Linked DNA regions of Mus musculus: region 2 is linked to region 1. Evidence: chromatin loops called from intact Hi-C (ENCODE). Cell type or tissue: heart. All regions are shown on one strand. Each heading gives the region's core, and the rest is flanking DNA. Links, peaks and the distances in the headings are about the cores only.

Region 1 (11,291 bases), core at 3,529-8,528:
GAAAAAGAAGCATCAAGACAGACATCCAGGGTGTTCGCTGGAGAAGAGTGGCAGAGATACGTGCTCGAGACTCAGGCAAAGGGCCCCACGTGCCCTCGATGCAGAAAGAATTGGTGCTACACACCTTCTCGTGGTACGGTCCTAAGACAATCCAGCCGCAGAAGGTGTACCCCAGGTAGATCATGCCAGCGCAAGCACAGAACCGGAGAACTTTGGGCAGTGAGGCTTGCATGGTTAAAATGAGCACCTGGAAGACAAAGGCGCGGACAGCTCGTCTCGGAGGATGAGAACCAGCTGGCAGAACTCAGAGGAGGAGCCCGTGTCAACCACAATGGCACTTCTGAGAGCTTACGTTGTACGTCTGAAAGTAACCCAGATATCTGATGACTCCAACCCAGACAAAGAGCGTCGACGTCCCGAGCAAGATGCTGCACACGTCATAGTTTGTGAGCTTCTGAGGAGGGAAAAGAAAACAGCTGAGCCGACACCCCAGTCCCCTTGGCTTGCTTACCTCACTTTAACAGATGAGAAGAACTGACTGTCCCCTACCTATGTCTATCACCCCAGTACTTGGGAGGCTGAGACTACAGAATCAACATGCATTTCCAAGGCCAGCCTGGACCACATAGTAATTTCTAGGCCAGCCTGGACTTCAGAGTGAGACCTTGTTTCAAAACAAAAATGAAGAAAAGGAAGAAGGAGAAAGAGAATGAGTGGGGAGAAGGATGAAGAAGAAGAGGCAGAAGAAGAAAAAGAAAAAGAAGAAAAAGAGGAGGAGGAGGAGAAGAGGAAGAGGGGAGAGGAGAAGAAAGAGGGAGAAGGAGGGGGAGGGAAGGGGAGGGGAAGGAAGAAGAGGGAAGCTTCAAATTTTTGGGTTTTATTTTAGTATTTTTTAGAACTTATTATTCTGAAATAGGACTTGCATTTGCCACTGGCCTAGGCATGAAAGGGCCTGGTGTTTGGCAAAGAACAAGCAATATAATCCATTGACTTTCGGAAGCAAACTCCAGTGTGACTTACAGACACGAGTTCCTGCTCTCAAGGGATTCTAGGCTTCACTGAAGAGACAAGCAGCCATTTAATACAATATGCTAAATTCAATGAGAGATATGCTGCTGACACTTGTCCCAGAGGCCTTCGCATGGGGATGACCTGGAGCGCAGCGGGACACACAGCGCAGGCTGGAGAGAAGTCTACGGCATAGGGACAGAGTCTGAACACACCCCGAGGCTGAGGCCTGGTGTGTGGAATGGCAGTATTAGAGCCAGGATGGAACCAGAGATAAATGATGGGGACCCTAGAGGCCATGATGAAGCGGAGGTCACTTCATCCTAAGTAGATCCTGGAAGGCAGAAAGGATGGTAACAGCAAGATGGGTAGTTTCAGGAAGACTGCCCAGCCACTGTACGGCTGGGTCTGCGGGATAGAAGGTCAGAATCACAAAGCTGCTGAGGGAGGCCAGGCCAGAGAGGGAGTCAGCCCGAGGGAAGCCAAAGGAAGCTGGAATAGAGACAGGGAGACCCTGTAGCTATGGTGAGGGCAGTTTTGTGAGAGTGATGTAGAACAGAGAAGAGAACAGTTGAGAGACTCAGCCTAGTCGTGAGAACAAACCAACCAACATATGCAACTGGTCAGACCATATAGGCACTTGAGAGCTGGGGATCTCTTGGCCATTGGGGCTCACAGCATCTGCGATGCCTCACACCTGCCACTGGCCCTTCAGGTGTTTAGGAGAAATGTCTGCTCTGTGTACCAGCCGCCTCCTTTGCAACTTACATAAGTAAATAGATACATCGAAAAATAAATGAATATAAAGCCCATTCCCTCAGTCTCCCCAAACTTAATTCCTGTTCAAATGATGCTACCTGCATTCCTGGAGGAAGGCCATAGGGTGTCACCTTCCACAGCGCACTCTTCCTGGAGAAGAACGTGAAGCAATGGGTGACAGAAAAGAGAAAACACAAGAAGCAGGCTAGTCCCCAGAAAGATTCCCCAGAAAGACTCCATGTCTTACAGGATGACCTGAGGTCATCCGGGACAATATAAGGTTCTAGATGTCACTGACCTTGGCTTTGATTTCCATCTTCAATATGGATCCAATTATTGTCATGAGGTCGCTGATAGTGACCAGGACGTACCATCCGTTGACGAATTCCCACTGGTCAGCGCCACACACGCGCTGTTTGTACTTCTCCAGGAAGAAGTTTAGAAATCTCTACGGCAAACATGTAAAAAAGACGTCTTACAAGTCACACTGACCTCCGGAGGCAGAAGACAAGAGCAAACAATTCCGAGCTGGCAGATCCACCTCACAGGGAGACGCGGTGCCACAGCCGAGTGGAGTTGTCTACTCCCGTGTAAGCAAGCATTTGAACATCTGCTAGATTAACCCAAACCCTGAGCACCTATGCTGTCCTTCCAAGAACACTAACACAGACTGTGTTCCAAATACTGCAAACTATGCCCTCATTTAAGCTGATTGATGGCAACCCCTTGAACTAGGATCCTCTTGTGGTCCAGATGAGGGTACTGTGTCCCCAATGCTGTCCCTGAACTTGGCAGAGAGGGACTTCAACCTTGGATACAGAATATCCAGAGGCCTGGAAGGCAGATATGAAGTAGATGTTTACAAAGTGAAAGCCAAGGGTCTGGAGAGATGTCTGCTTGAGAACACTGGCTGTTCTTCCAGAGGACCTGGGGTCAGCTCACAACTGTCTGTAGCTCCAGTTTCAGGAGATCTGCTGCCCTCTCCTGGCCTCTGGGGGCACCGCATGTACATGGTGTGCAGACACGCATGCATGCAAAACACTCAGACACACAAAATTAAAATATATAAATCTCAAAAAAAATAATAATTTAAAGTCAAAGTGGAAGTCGAGATCAAAGGAAATAGAACATGAGCCATTTCCTGCTCTGAAGTATTTCAGTGTCTTCCTGTTTCCCCTGACCCCAGTGGGACCCTAGATTCCCACCTCACGCCAGAATAACACACACAGTAAGCTGAAGTCAGTACACACTCCTGAGAAAACATACTTAAACAGCCAAAAAAAAAAAAAATTACAATGAAACTATTCAAGAAATCAAATCTAATTATTTGTGTTTCATTATAACCCATTTGCCTCCTCCTCAAAGTGAATTCTGACTTGAAGACAGAAAATGATGCAACCCACGCATGCTCTTAGGGTCATCCCTGAAATAAAATCTTCATTCTGGAAACCTCTAAACGCTTGAGAGATCACCACAAATACCTGTAGTTGTTAGCTCAACTTTAAGCCCAGGGAGTGGCACTATTAGAGGGTATAGCCCTGATGGAGTAGGTGTGTCCAGGTTGGAGTAGGTGTGTCCAGGTTGGAGTAGGTGTGGCCATGTTGGAGTGGGTGTGGCCATGTTGGAGTGGGCGTGGCCATGTTGGAATAGGTGTGGCCCTGTTGGATTAGGTGTGGCCCTGTGAGTGTGGGCTTTAAGACCCTAGGATAAGGATCCTAGCTGCCTGGAAGTCAGTATTCTGCTAGCAGCCTTAAGATGAAGATGTAGAACACTTGGCTCCTCCTGTACCATGCCTGCCTGGATGCTGCCATTTTATTCCCTTGATTTAGACAAATGCAGGCTGTTGGCTGAGTGGAGGGAGACAGGGGAGTTTCTCTCTTACCTTCCTCAGCCTCAGAGCAAGAACAATGGATCTCGTGCACAGGATAAGGGATGCCAGGCAGATCATAATGACGAACACATCAAACACCAGGAGGTAGTGAGTGCTTCTCTGAGCTGCAGAGCAAGGCAGAGTACAAATGGGAAGTACGCCTCGCACACATTGTGGAGAGTAGTCTTTTCAGCAAATGGTAGTCTGAAGGGAAATTCAAGGGAAAGACCCCTTTCTCTTGTTAAAGCGGCAACCATCAGAAGCAACAGCATACCGCACTCCACAGACAAGCCAACACACCCTGGAGGGAAGGGCCGTGCACTTACAAACGTAGGCGGTGTTAATCAACGCACTTAAGCTCTTTATAAATATTTACTGCAGAACAGAATCCAACAGAATGCAATCCCGTTGGGCTCCATTCAGAAGAGGCCACCATGGCCTGCGTTGCTTCACACAGCAACACAGACAATGAGTTCCCCTTATCAATTAAGAGAGCAAAGTTAAATGCCACACTGAGAGGTCCCACTTGTGCTCCTCTGTTTCAAGGTACACCGTCCTGCCAGAAGCCAGTCTGAGATGCCTTTCCTGTGTGTCAACACCAAGAAAGGAACTCAGGGACTGAGGAGTGAGTGAGTGAGTGAGCGAGCGAGCGAATGAGTGTTTGGAACGTACAGTGCGGGGGTGGGGGTTGCGGGGGGGACGGGACAAGAGAGGCTGATCTGTAAGTGTAGCTGCTCTTAGACTACATGGCCCCACATTGTGGCTGCTGCTCTCCCCGGCCTCACTATGACTGGATCGGTCTCCCTTGTCTCTGTTCCTGCCTAGGGGACCATCCACAAGCCACACACACTTGCATTTGGCCAGAGCCGTACTTCACACACACCTGCTCACATGATTTGTTTTAGGGGTCAAGTTTCAGATTTTTCTTTTTATTGATTAATTCTGCTGCTTGACAGCTTGATATGTTTATATAACGTACTCTAACCTCATGCCCTGTCCTCTCATCTCTCTCTCTCTTTCTTATCAATACCTAGTCCCCCCCCCACTCAGATTCGTGATCTGGTTTGTGACCCATCTGTGTGACCGTTGGCCAGAACATTGTGTCGGAGCCCGGAGGGTTGGAGCCTGGTGGGGTCACGAACGGGAAGCCACCAGAACGCAGTGGTTTCTGCCTCACTGAATCTGTGTTGCGTACAGCTCCTCAGTGTGCCGTAGGTCCCCTGAGCCCCTCCTCCACTCTTGTCTGACTGTCGACCCGCCTGGTCTTATGCATTCCCAGGGAAGGCCTTTGACTCGAAACTGCTGAGTCTGAGGACGAAATGTGTTTGAAATGGCTGTGGCTTGCCTAGAAGACATCATCTCACAGCCTCCCTCTTTTCCCCTCCACCACCTTCTCCCCCGACTCCTCCTCTCTCTGCTTCTTGGTTGTAGGTTAAGGTGTGAGCCCTCAGCTTAGGTCTCCATGTCTATGGTCTGCTGCCACGTCTACCTGTCATGATGGACTTTCATCCTGTAAGCCCCAATAAATTCTTCCTTCTCTAGGTCACCTTGGTCATGGTGTTTTATCTCAGCAACAACAAAAAAGTAACGAACACAGCAACCTATGCTGAATGTGAAGTAGTGGGAATTCTCCTGCCTCAGCTTCCCAAGTGTTGGGAACATCCAGCAGCCATAGATTGCTTACCCCACTGAAGCCATATTGCATTTCAGAAAGCTCTTCCAAATCTGAGTTTGGAAAACACTGGTTCAGAAATATGTCCTGCCACTCTGAGTAATGGCACACCCCACTCACTCCACCCTCCCAGATACCTGATGTGCACAGACGCTCTCCCACCATCTGCCTAAGGAACTCTGACTCGGGCTATCCAAGCTTACTAACTGTCAGCTCTGCAATAAATATATACCATTACATCTCCATCAGAGGGAGCCCTGCCCACCCCATTCTTCTAAAGCCTCGTGTGGCTGGCTATAAACTATAGTATATAAAATATAAGTTCTGGAGAGCAGAAGCGCACTCAGAGAAGGCTCCTTGGGAAGCAGATGTCTGTGAACGTGGACATTACCGGTTTTTGCTTTGAGGAGATGTGGATAATTGTAGATAACGCCAAGAGGAAGCAAGCAGCAGCTGGGAAGCTGGGTGAGAAGAGAGCATCAGAATACTTGGACAACAGCGGCCAGTGCCCACCAGGTGGCGCCTCTGGCCTCTCTTAGGCAGAGCTTCTCAGTCCACGGCTTCAAATGGAAGAGGCAGCACAACCCATCTTCTAAACTGGTTTCTAAACCTCATATTTTTAATGATTTTTAAAACCCCTTGATTTATTTTAAATTCATGTCTTCCTAGTGATAAGGTCGAGTTTCTAAGACATGGCCGTAAGAATCACATTTTAGGTCTGCTTCTCTCTGTTGGCCACAGGGGGGAGCAAGAGCTCTTCCGTTCTGGCATGCGTGGTGAGAGGATCATTGGGGAGCCATGAGGCACACGTCCAGTCTCACAGTGACTATTGCAAATCACAGTTTATATATGGCAAAGGTTACGTTCCCCCACACCACCAAGACATAGCTTCAGCCTTTACTTGGACCTGAGGACTGCCTTGATGGTGCTGGTCTTTGAGTATCTGCTGCGAAATAGAAAATCCATTTTATCAGGAACCCAATCTGTGTGCTTCCTTTAGAGGAATGACTGAAACCAAAGCTAGAAAAAAAAAGAGAAAACTTCGAAATCATCAGCCGTTGTACAGCTGAAAAGGAATGAGTCACCTGTTGGAATAAAAAACCACGTGACTCATATTTGTCTTTCTGGTCATCTGGCCCAAGTGAGTTCGTGTAAACGGAGCTTGCCAGTTCACCACACTCAGAGACATCGCCCTGACCACTAATAATCAAAGCAGGATGCACATATCTTACACTCCTCTTTTGAGACAGGAACACCCTCCCCCACAAAGTGGTTTAGGCTGGTCTTGAAGTCAAAATCTCCCAGTTTCTTCCTGCATAGCTGAGATTACAGTACATGATGTCATCGCTAGCTCAACAAGGCTATTTAAGCATGTGGACCATCGGGTGACGGAGGAGATGTCCCCGTGTTTATTCAAGATGCACCCTGAGGTCTCCACTCTTCTCCTTTGTCCAAGGCTTGGATCAGAACATACCTCCTCCGAGAATTCAGGATTCCCACTGAGCTCGGTCAAAATGATCATTTCCCTTCCTACTCAGACCTTCCATACTTCCCTGGCTATGGCTACCCATAGCACCCCAAGGATCTGGTCACATAGATGTCCCTCCCTAAGGCCTCTCCTCGCTGATGAGTTGCGGAGCAACTCTGATGACTTCTGCTCCCAGCATTCGGCACCAACCCCCTCAATAAGTACAGCCATTGCTCTTGCTTTGTAGAGAAAACTGCTAAGACAGAGAGGCCAAGCAATAGGTCCAAGCCTCCAGCCGTGGCTCACAGAACCAGAATGCAAACCCAGGCCATCTTGCTGCAAAGGCGAACTGCGTAAACCACTGACTCAAGAAACAATAAACACTTGCTGACTTGGACCACTCGCTCAGGACTAGCGTTTGAACTGTTTTTCTGAAACGTTTTCCCCACCACCTTCCATACGAATCACGTGGGTTCCCTAAGCCCCCCAAACCTCCTCTAACCCACAGACAACAGGCTGAACGGTACACTTACTAGACCCAGATATGTTCATGTTTTTACACTCTTCGATGTTGGCCTCGCTGTTGAGATAGATTTTGATTTTCCCACTGTGGGCTGTGTTGTCGAAGGTAATCTAGAGACAGAAACAAAGAGGTTATAGTCCAACGAGGCGGGGTGGGGTGGGGGTTGTCAGGTCAACTACTTACAAAAGTCATCAGTACCCAGATAGAACTCTGATACAGAGATCACAGGGATGAAAATGCCTCTGCACGTGGGTTCTGGTCCAGCTGCTGTTACTGTGGTAAAACTCTGGTCAACTCCAGCAGGAACTGGAGAACACGCCCCAGAGGAAGTCCTGCTTACTGGCTTGCTGACAGCTTTCATTCAGCCTGCTTCTTGGTCCAGCCCAGGACCCATTGTCCAAGGATAGAAGAGCCTCTCCTGCATCAATCAGTAGCCAAGAAGATGCCCCACTGAGATGTTCACTGGCCAGTCTGATCTGGGTAGTCCTTCAGTGGACACACCCTCAGGACACCATGGGCTATGTCAGGCTGACAGCCGAAGCTAACTGGGAGAATTTAGTTATATATTTTTTAATGATTAAAAAACTATAGCATAAAGGATGAAAGTTTTCTGTGGGTGCTGGGGATTTGAACTCATATCCCCATGTTTTATGTATCAAGCCACCTTCCCAGCCCAAGAATAGGGTTTTAGAGAGTTGGAAAGGGTTGGATCCATCTTCACAGGGAACAGTCTCTAGATGGGTACCACACCATCACTGAAGCAGTTTCCAGTACAACAGTATCTAACATCTGTAGCTGAAGGGCTTACCCTCCACTACAAAGTTGCAGGGAGTGAAACAGAGGCTGACATCACACAAAAACACTTGCCGTATTCTGAAAGAGGTAACAGTCCGGTATCTCTCGGGAATGAACTGCCTGTAGGTCAATTCCTTTGAGGGCAAAGGAGATATCAACTTGCACGAGCCTAAATAAAATACAGTAAAAGGTACAACTGTCAGCGTCACTATCCTAGTGTCCGTGCCCCCGCCCACCGCCCCAGGCCTCCTCTCCTGGGTATTGAGACTTGACATTGTGTTTACCGATAAAAATCCAGCCTGAAGAAAGATGTCTGTGCCCAGTCCTCGGGTTCCGTGGTGAGCACCTGAAGGTCCAGGTGAATGCAGTCTAGAGCAACGGACAGACAGACAGGGAATGGTCACTCCTGGCCAGAGTCTGATGCTGAAATGAGTCCAGCAGCCATGTGATGAGAAGCAGGACCCTAGGAACGCCTCAAAACGGCTGTCAGAAAATATCAACTAATTACCACATGGAGCACGGTCACCCTTCAGTAGAGAAGCCGGCAGGTGCCGCTTTCACCCAGGGACCACGTTAACATTGTCAGTCTCGAACAGAAGCAGGCTTCAGATGCCTCCTGCTACGATGCTCTGGGATACAATGTTTCTTCCCCAGCTGCAGTTGTGATTAAACAAAAATGCCCGGCAGAGGAAGTTCTTCTCCTCTATATTGTAGCGTTCAGGAGAGAACAGATGGAGGCGTTCGGGAGAGAGGGGCAGGAACTCTGTGAGTTCCAGGTTAGCCTTGTCTTGGTTCACATAGCAAGTTCCAAGCCAGGCAGGACTACAGAGCCCACCCATAAAGATTAGCCTCTGAACAGCGTGGCCCTGTATCATTGCTTCACAGGACAACGAGGAGATCCAGAGGTAAGCACTAGCAAGGTCATGGAGACCTGGTCGTGGAACTGTGTGACATCCACGCTGCTCTGCTCTGCTGTCTCTAGTATGGAGAGGTCTGGACCTAGAGCAAGCTGGCTTCCCATGGGTTCTCTGGATCTCTCTGCTCTCATAACATGAACTCCTAGCTTAAGTCATACTTTAAGTATAACGGGCTTAATAAAAATGTGCTATGCTGGGCCAAACACAGGGCACAGAACTGAACAGACGATTCCATGAAACAGCGTGTTACAGGCAAAGTGCTGTGGCCACGTATGTTATCTGGTTAATGAATTGTGCTCTTTAATCCTCAATGCAAACTGATGGCATGTTATAGGTAAATAAACCAAAGCACAGAAGTCAAGAAACTTTCGTATGGTTGCACAAGCATTTGCTGTCTATCAAGATTTAGACCCACCCATTCTTGCCTCTCCATCCGGAGCCGAGACTGACCCTTCTTCTTCTTGATTTTAGGTTCCTTTTCTTGCATACATTGGCAGAAGCCTGCTAATGAGTAACCACGCATGGGTTAATCTTACACACCGGAGGAAGCTCCTTGACTTTCCCCTGAGCTACTGAGAGAATAATCCTCCCATGTGCTCAATGCCAACGACTGCCTATGTAGCCAGCTCATTTGCTGGGCTAGCCTCAGATCCAACTCACAGATAAGTGTGCGTCGATAAACGAAAACCAAAACTCCACTTGGTCTACCCAGCAGTTTTGCGAGTGGAGCTTCAGCCCAATGGGTGGCTGGCAAGATGGGCGTTGTTTGGATTGGAACACTGGAGTCTGATTTACTATGTAGCCAAGGGAATGTCACGTTTGTGAGCGGCTGAGATAGGACAACATCTCCTTAACCACAACCACATCCCAAGTGAGTCGAATGTCATCAGGTTTACACTGTCTGGAGGCGCCAGCGTTGTGTAAAATCAACCCGCATTTACCTCATTAGTAGGCTTTCTCTAATATATGCAAGAAAATTAAGTATCAGATAACTTTTGAAATCTTCATACCTTTTAATACACTGACGGACTCTTTTGACAAGTTATATTAATAAGGTCAGAGGATGCAATGAATACAGTTAGGTAATCTCGATTCAGGTCAAATTCATGGTCAACCTCTCTCCATTTACTCTGAAATATTCCATACACTTACAGAAAGGAAATGAGCGATGTCACCACTGAGGAATATGTAAGCCCTGGTTTTCAGTCCTGTCCGTCTGCCTGGGCCATTCATATTGACTTTGGCCACATTTCTTTAAGCAATTTTCCCAGAAAATTTAATCAGGAAAAAACAAATATGCACGGCATATGCAGGGCTGACAAGCAGTCGTGTGGTACATCCCACTTGAGTGTCACAGTTTCAGGAGGAAAGTGGCAGAACCAACTTTCAGCCCCAGCTGTGAAGTGCTCCCATGTCATGGGAGACTTGGCTGAGCTCAGGAAGAGATTCCAAGTGAGCCAGGATTGAGCCTAGCTGCCTGCTGGGTAGCTATCCATCCGGCCTTGGGCCTTGAGGGCTGCTCACCAGGGTGTGCTAAGACTCAGAAAGCTAAGGCAACTTACAGGACTCCTCAGGAAAATCTGAAAGTTACAAGCCACGGAGCCTTCTGAGGTCATGAAAGTGTGAACACTTGCTGGTCAGGTGATCCCTTAGTGGAACAGGGGCCTGTTGGATGTCGCCTTTGAAAGCTATCACCCCTACTGGGCAGGCTTTCCACAGGATGCAGCTGCCCTGAGTCACAGAGACTTCTGTCAGTAACCCTGACCAACTCATTGGCTCACTTAGCTCCTGGCGGGTGAAGTCAGCTCTCTGGTCTGTCACTGGTGCCCTATCTGGGAGGAATATACACTCGTTCACTTCTCCCTACAAAAGCCACACAACTACCACACATGTCTCAGGTGAGCAAGGCTGCAGGGCACAAAGACCAGGAATGTTCAGTGGTGGTGGATTCCCCTCCCCAAGATGGCCTCTAATAGCAGCCTGGAAGCCAGACACTGCATGGGTCAATATGACCTAGTGACTACTTTCAGGATCCAGAGCCCAGGACACACTTGTTCACACATGGATTCTGACTGGCCAATTCAAAGAAACAGGTAAAATCTCCACCCTGTGAGGGGTCCTCTTATGTTATCAAAGGACCTCAAGATCAGATTTAAAAATATGGCTGAACAGACTACATCACGTAACTAAAGCCCACCCCACTCCTGGGACCCCTCCTCGTGAATTGCCAGGTGCTTGAAGGACAAATTGGGTTTAGCTTTGGCACTCCATGGCAGGAA
Region 2 (5,000 bases), core at 1-5,000, 120 kb after region 1:
TAAGTAATAATTGAAGTATTGTCAGATTCTTGCCTTGCCTCCAAAGATTTCTGTTGTAAAATTTCCAAGGTTTGGTTAAACAAAAGGACATCTAAGAAAAAAAGTGGTTTTTTTAAATTAAATTTTAAAAACATTCTTTTTATTCATTCACTTTATATCCCACTCACTGCCCCACTCCCAGTCACTCCCTCCCACAATCCTTCCCCCATTCCTCCCTTGCCTTCTCCTCTGGGCCGGTTCTTACCCCCCACCACCACCAGGTATCCCCCCACTGTGGCACTTCAAATCTCTGCAAGGCTAGGCACATCCTCTTCCACTGAGGTGAGACAAGGCAGCACGCACACACACGCACACACACACACATGCACACACATTTTTTTTAAATGTAGGTAATGCCCAGCTGGAGAAGAAATATTTAGGCCTGTGCTGGAGAAAAGAAGGGGAATCTAGATTTAGGGGCATTTTTAAAACATAGCACGTTTGTTTCCCCTTGGTGTCCAAACAAACAGTTTAAAGGAACCACAGAGTCTTCTCCATCACGGGCTCAGATGTGATGCGGGGTCATGACCTCGACTTCAAGAAGCTGTGTACAAGGCTCAATCAGCTAACAAAGCAGGGATACTCCCATCTGTGAGGGACGCGTTCCAGCGCCTACTATACCCAGTTCAAACCCCAAAAGCACACATGTATTTCATAAACAAGACAAAGTAAGAAGTTAACAGTCCTGTTAATAAAATGCGGGATTACGACTGTATACTGGAAGTCCTGGGTTGTGCTTCCGGTTTTTCACTCGAGAGTGTTTCCTCGGCCTCTCTTGAGCACGTCCAGACCACCAACATCATGATTTAGGACTCTGGGACCTTTAATAAGTTAAAGGTGGGAGAGGGTTGAAGGAGGGGAGTGCTGTCACTCGAGCTCAAGCACGGCGTCCTACGGAAGCCTGTCTGAGTACCAAGGCATCTAAGCGGCTGACAATGGGCAGGTGGCGTGTGCAGCATGGACGCGCCGTTCCCTGGACAACCCATACCCTAGCAGCAACCAAGCAGACAGCACAGGTCTCACTGCTCTAAGGAGGCTGCCATACAGCCCAAAACTCAGAAGTGCTTCATTTCTAGAACTTTCCATTTGCTGTTTGCTGACATCAGCTGCAGAAAGTGAAACCACAGATGGCGGAGGCTCCTTCCTGGATTTCAGTCTCCTTGTCCTAGCAACTGCTTAGGGAAAGAAAGATGTGTGGTCGTCTGACTGTTGACGCACACGTGTCTAGTTCTCTTCACTGCCCTTCAGTGGCTGCTTCGAGGATTTTGCAGTTCTGTCTTTAGACACATAAACCCTTCCTTCTCTTTCTTTAATTTTTTTTCTTTCGTGAACTTAGGGCCTCACACATGCAAGCTGCCATGTGCAGTCTACATTCAGTCAACACGTATTTCTTACACTCCCCCCAAAGGTCCTAGGCTCTAAGAACACAGTATTGGAAAAACAGGTCTTGGGACTGGAGAGGTGGCTTAGGCCTCATGAGCACTGACCGCTCCTCTGTAGGATCCTGGTTCCGCTCACAGCGCCCGTGTCAGGTGGCTCACAACTCCCCGACTCCAGCTCCAGGGACTCTCGCTCTCTTTTGGATGTGCACATGCTCAAACACACATAATTTAAAATCAAAAATATTTTTTGAAGATAAGTCTTTTCACAGACCTAATATTCTGGTGGGACAGATAGAAAATACATTTACATGCACTTAAGGAAAAGCCTCTCGTTAAAATAAGCAGCTTATAGAACACCGTTATGTTGTCAAACATGAAAACATAGCATCCAAACATTTTCTTTTTGCACAACGTGATTTTATATATTACTCTTTTTAAAAAAGATTTATTTATTTATTTATATGAGTACACTGTCGCTTCAGACACACAAGAAGAGGGTGTTACAGATGGTTGTGAGCCACCATGTGATTGCTGGGAATTTAACTCAGGACCTCTGGAAGAGCACTTGGTGTTCTTAACTGCTGAGACATCTCTCCAGCCCCTACGTATTACTCTTAAAGAAAAGCATCTGGGATAAATCAAAATAGGAGGAGCAGACATGTTCCCAGCAAAAACACAAGCAGGCCATACAGAAATTCATGCTGCAGGCAACTCCATGGGTTCAGAAAGATCTGTGGCTTCCTGCCTCCTGTGTGAGTAACCAGCCTTAGTAATTTTATTAGACACCTGAGGTTTGGACACACTGCCAGCCGAGCACCCATTCTGGCCAGTCTCGGATCTGTTCATTAGAATGCACACATAACTTCCCTAAGACATTTTGTCTATTGATTGGGACATTTGATTGACTGGATTCCTTGGACCATGGATCACCAGCGCCTGGTGAACCTGCCCCATTTTTCTGGTACTCTGTCGCCACCTAGTGACCAAGGACTTCCCCCCACCCCCATTATTTTAGTATCCAAAATAGGTCATGGTCCCTGGACATAATCTAGTAATTTTTTTAAAGTTCTAAGTGTATTACTTTTTAATTAAAATATTCTTCATATAATATAATCATGGGTTTCCGTGCCCCAGCTCCTCCAAGATACCCCCCCCACCTCCACACCCACCCAAATCCACACCCTTGCTTTCCTATCTCATTAAAAACAAAAGCCAACTAGAACAAACCAGACTAGGAAACAAACCAACCAAGAAAAAGAAGGTGCTAAAGGTGTGTGTATTGGTGTGTGTGTGGGGGGGGGTATACAGGCATAGACACACAGAGAAATCCCACAAAAACACAAAATATGAACTCATATAAGAAGACCTGTAATGTTAAAACAAAATAAACAAAAGGCAAAGCAAAACAACACAAAACAAAAACAAAAACCCACCTAGACAACGCATAAAAAAAAGTCTCCAAAATATCCAATAACACTCTGTTGGAGAAAACTTTTTTTTTTTCACTTGTGAGCAGTTGTCAATTGGAAATAGCTTCTGGGTTGGGGATGGGAGCTTGTGTCTGCTTCCCTTGTCCGCACTGGGATCCCATCCGGCTTAGCCCTCTTCAGTCCCTGTGTGTGCTACCACAGTCTCCATGACTCCTCGCGTGTATCAGCCCTGCTGTATGTAGAAGACCTCGCTTCCTTGGGACTTAATGAGAAATCTCACTCAGAACTGAGTGTTCCACAGCCTTACACTCTGCACATTGTCCAGGGTGGGTCTTTGCGTTTGTTCCCACCTGCTGCAGGAGGAAGCTTCTCTGATGATGACTGAGCAAGACACTGATCTATGGAGAGAGCGGAATGTCATCAAGAGTGATCTTGTCCCTTTAGCAGAGCAGTAGTGTTTGTTTTCTCCCTAGGTCCCTGGCCCATCTAGTCTCGGGTTCTTGGGCAATCAAGCAGCGTCAGACACGGGTTCCATCTCATGAGGTCCACCTTAAATCTAGTCAGATAGTGACAGGTTACTACCACAACATTTGTGCTGCTACCGCACCAGCACAGCGTGCAGGCAGGGCATCACTGGTGGACTGGTTTGTAGCTGGGTTGGTGTTTACCTTTCTCCTCTTGTAGCATCCAGAGCATCTTCCAGTACCATAAAATCAGTCAGTAGGGCTGAGGGCTGTAGGTAGACACCAGCTCGACCTCTCCATGAGAAAACTGCATGTGCTTTAGTGAGGAAGGCTTTAGCCTAATAGCTTTCGAATTCTTTTAGAGCAGCCTTCAGAGACTGCCATATACTTTTTAAGCATAATGATTAAGAGTGGATTCTGGTGTTGATGGTCTGTGTTTTAAAATCTAGTTTATTATTTGACCAAATAAGTGATTGTGCCTCTTTATGCCTTACCTTATCTCTATCCTGTCTGGGGGGAAAAGGTGAGAAGATAACAGAGGTAGCATTGTGCAGATACATTAATAGAGAAATATACACGATTTAATGCCTGGCTTGTAGTAAGTGTTCAATAAAAATTAATTGCAGAAATTACTAACACCAACACTGAAGCTCTGTGGTGCATAATAATAGCTTTGAAGTCATTAAATATCCAAGGCTATCCCACTCAAGTCAGAGTAAACACAGTAGATAGAAATATTTTCCTCTGATCTCTTCAACTCCATAGCATGAAACTGTTTTACTGAGCCACCAAGACGGTTCGGCAGGTACAGTGCTTCTAGCACAAGCCCAAAGACCTGAGCTTGATCCTTGGAACTAACATGCTTAAAGGAGAGAGATGCTTAAAGTCATTCTCTGATTTCACTCTTGCTGTGCACATGTGCGTGCACATACACACCCAGATTTTTTAAACACCCCACTATTTTTTGACGCCTGTGCCTTCCTAAGTATTTGTGTGTCTCCTGTCTTCCCCTCTTCAATTTCTCCTTACCCGACTCAAAGAGAATAAATGAGCGGCACATCAGGTTAATATAGAATATGATTCCGTTTTTAAATATGTATTCCTTTTTATGCATATGAGTGTCCTGATTGCGTGTATATATGTGCACCTCATGTATGCTGGGTGTCCACAGAAGCTGAAAGAAGTCATTGACTTACCTGGTCCCGGAGTTACAAATGGTGGTTAAGTGCCACGCGGTGCTGGGACCTAAGCCCAAGAGCTATGAAAGAGTAGCAAGTGTTTTTAGGCACAGAGCCACCTCTCCAGTCCCAGGATACGATCCATTTATTACAAAGCCTGTTTTATGTGTAGCCACAGAAATTCCCCTAGGGAGAGAAACCTATCTTTGAAAACCGTGGCGTTAAATATATTTGTCATTTAATTTGCTTTTTTCTCCATTCTCCAAAGCTTAACAATATTTATAAATTGTCCATCAGAAAAACTTTGCTCTAAAATAAAATGATATCAAATATTTGGAAGAAAAGTCCTGGTATTTCGACCTTGGCTTTAATGTGTAAAATACATTATGATATAGTTGGTGGTGGTCTGAGAAAGATGAGGGTCATTGCCACATTGGGAAAGGAATGAGTGGAACAGATATGCGTGGAAAGCCACAGAAAATACAATGTGTGTTTTTAAAGATCTGT

The links. Peaks named below come from ENCODE experiments on the same cell type or tissue, not always from the same donor. Only the 100,000 strongest peaks of a DNase experiment are listed, where the experiment ranks them.
Region 2: a loop joins it to region 1, with 9 times the contacts of the local background. A loop is called at or near these places in 41 of 42 quality-filtered maps.

Annotation. Positions count from the first base shown.
Region 1 is chr3:146,172,630-146,183,920 of GRCm38, reverse strand. It overlaps Mcoln2 (mucolipin 2), which reads right to left. Exons shown (of 14, transcript NM_026656.5): 5 at 8,380-8,464; 6 at 8,168-8,264; 7 at 7,311-7,410; 8 at 3,650-3,762; 9 at 2,066-2,215; 10 at 353-454; 11 at 125-247. Among named protein-coding and RNA genes, the nearest start is that of Mcoln2, 28 kb to the right of the region's middle. In heart, for the core only: a CTCF peak has its summit at 5,902; a DNase peak (open chromatin) is centred at 6,100; H3K4me3 peaks cover 1,523 bases; H3K27ac peaks cover 1,798 bases.
Region 2 is chr3:146,055,764-146,060,763 of GRCm38, reverse strand. All of the region lies in intron 16 of Wdr63 (WD repeat domain 63), which reads left to right. Among named protein-coding and RNA genes, the nearest start is that of Gm35409, 21 kb to the right of the region's middle. In heart, for the core only: a CTCF peak has its summit at 2,372 (motif pointing left); no DNase peak of the experiment used is centred there; H3K27me3 peaks cover 346 bases.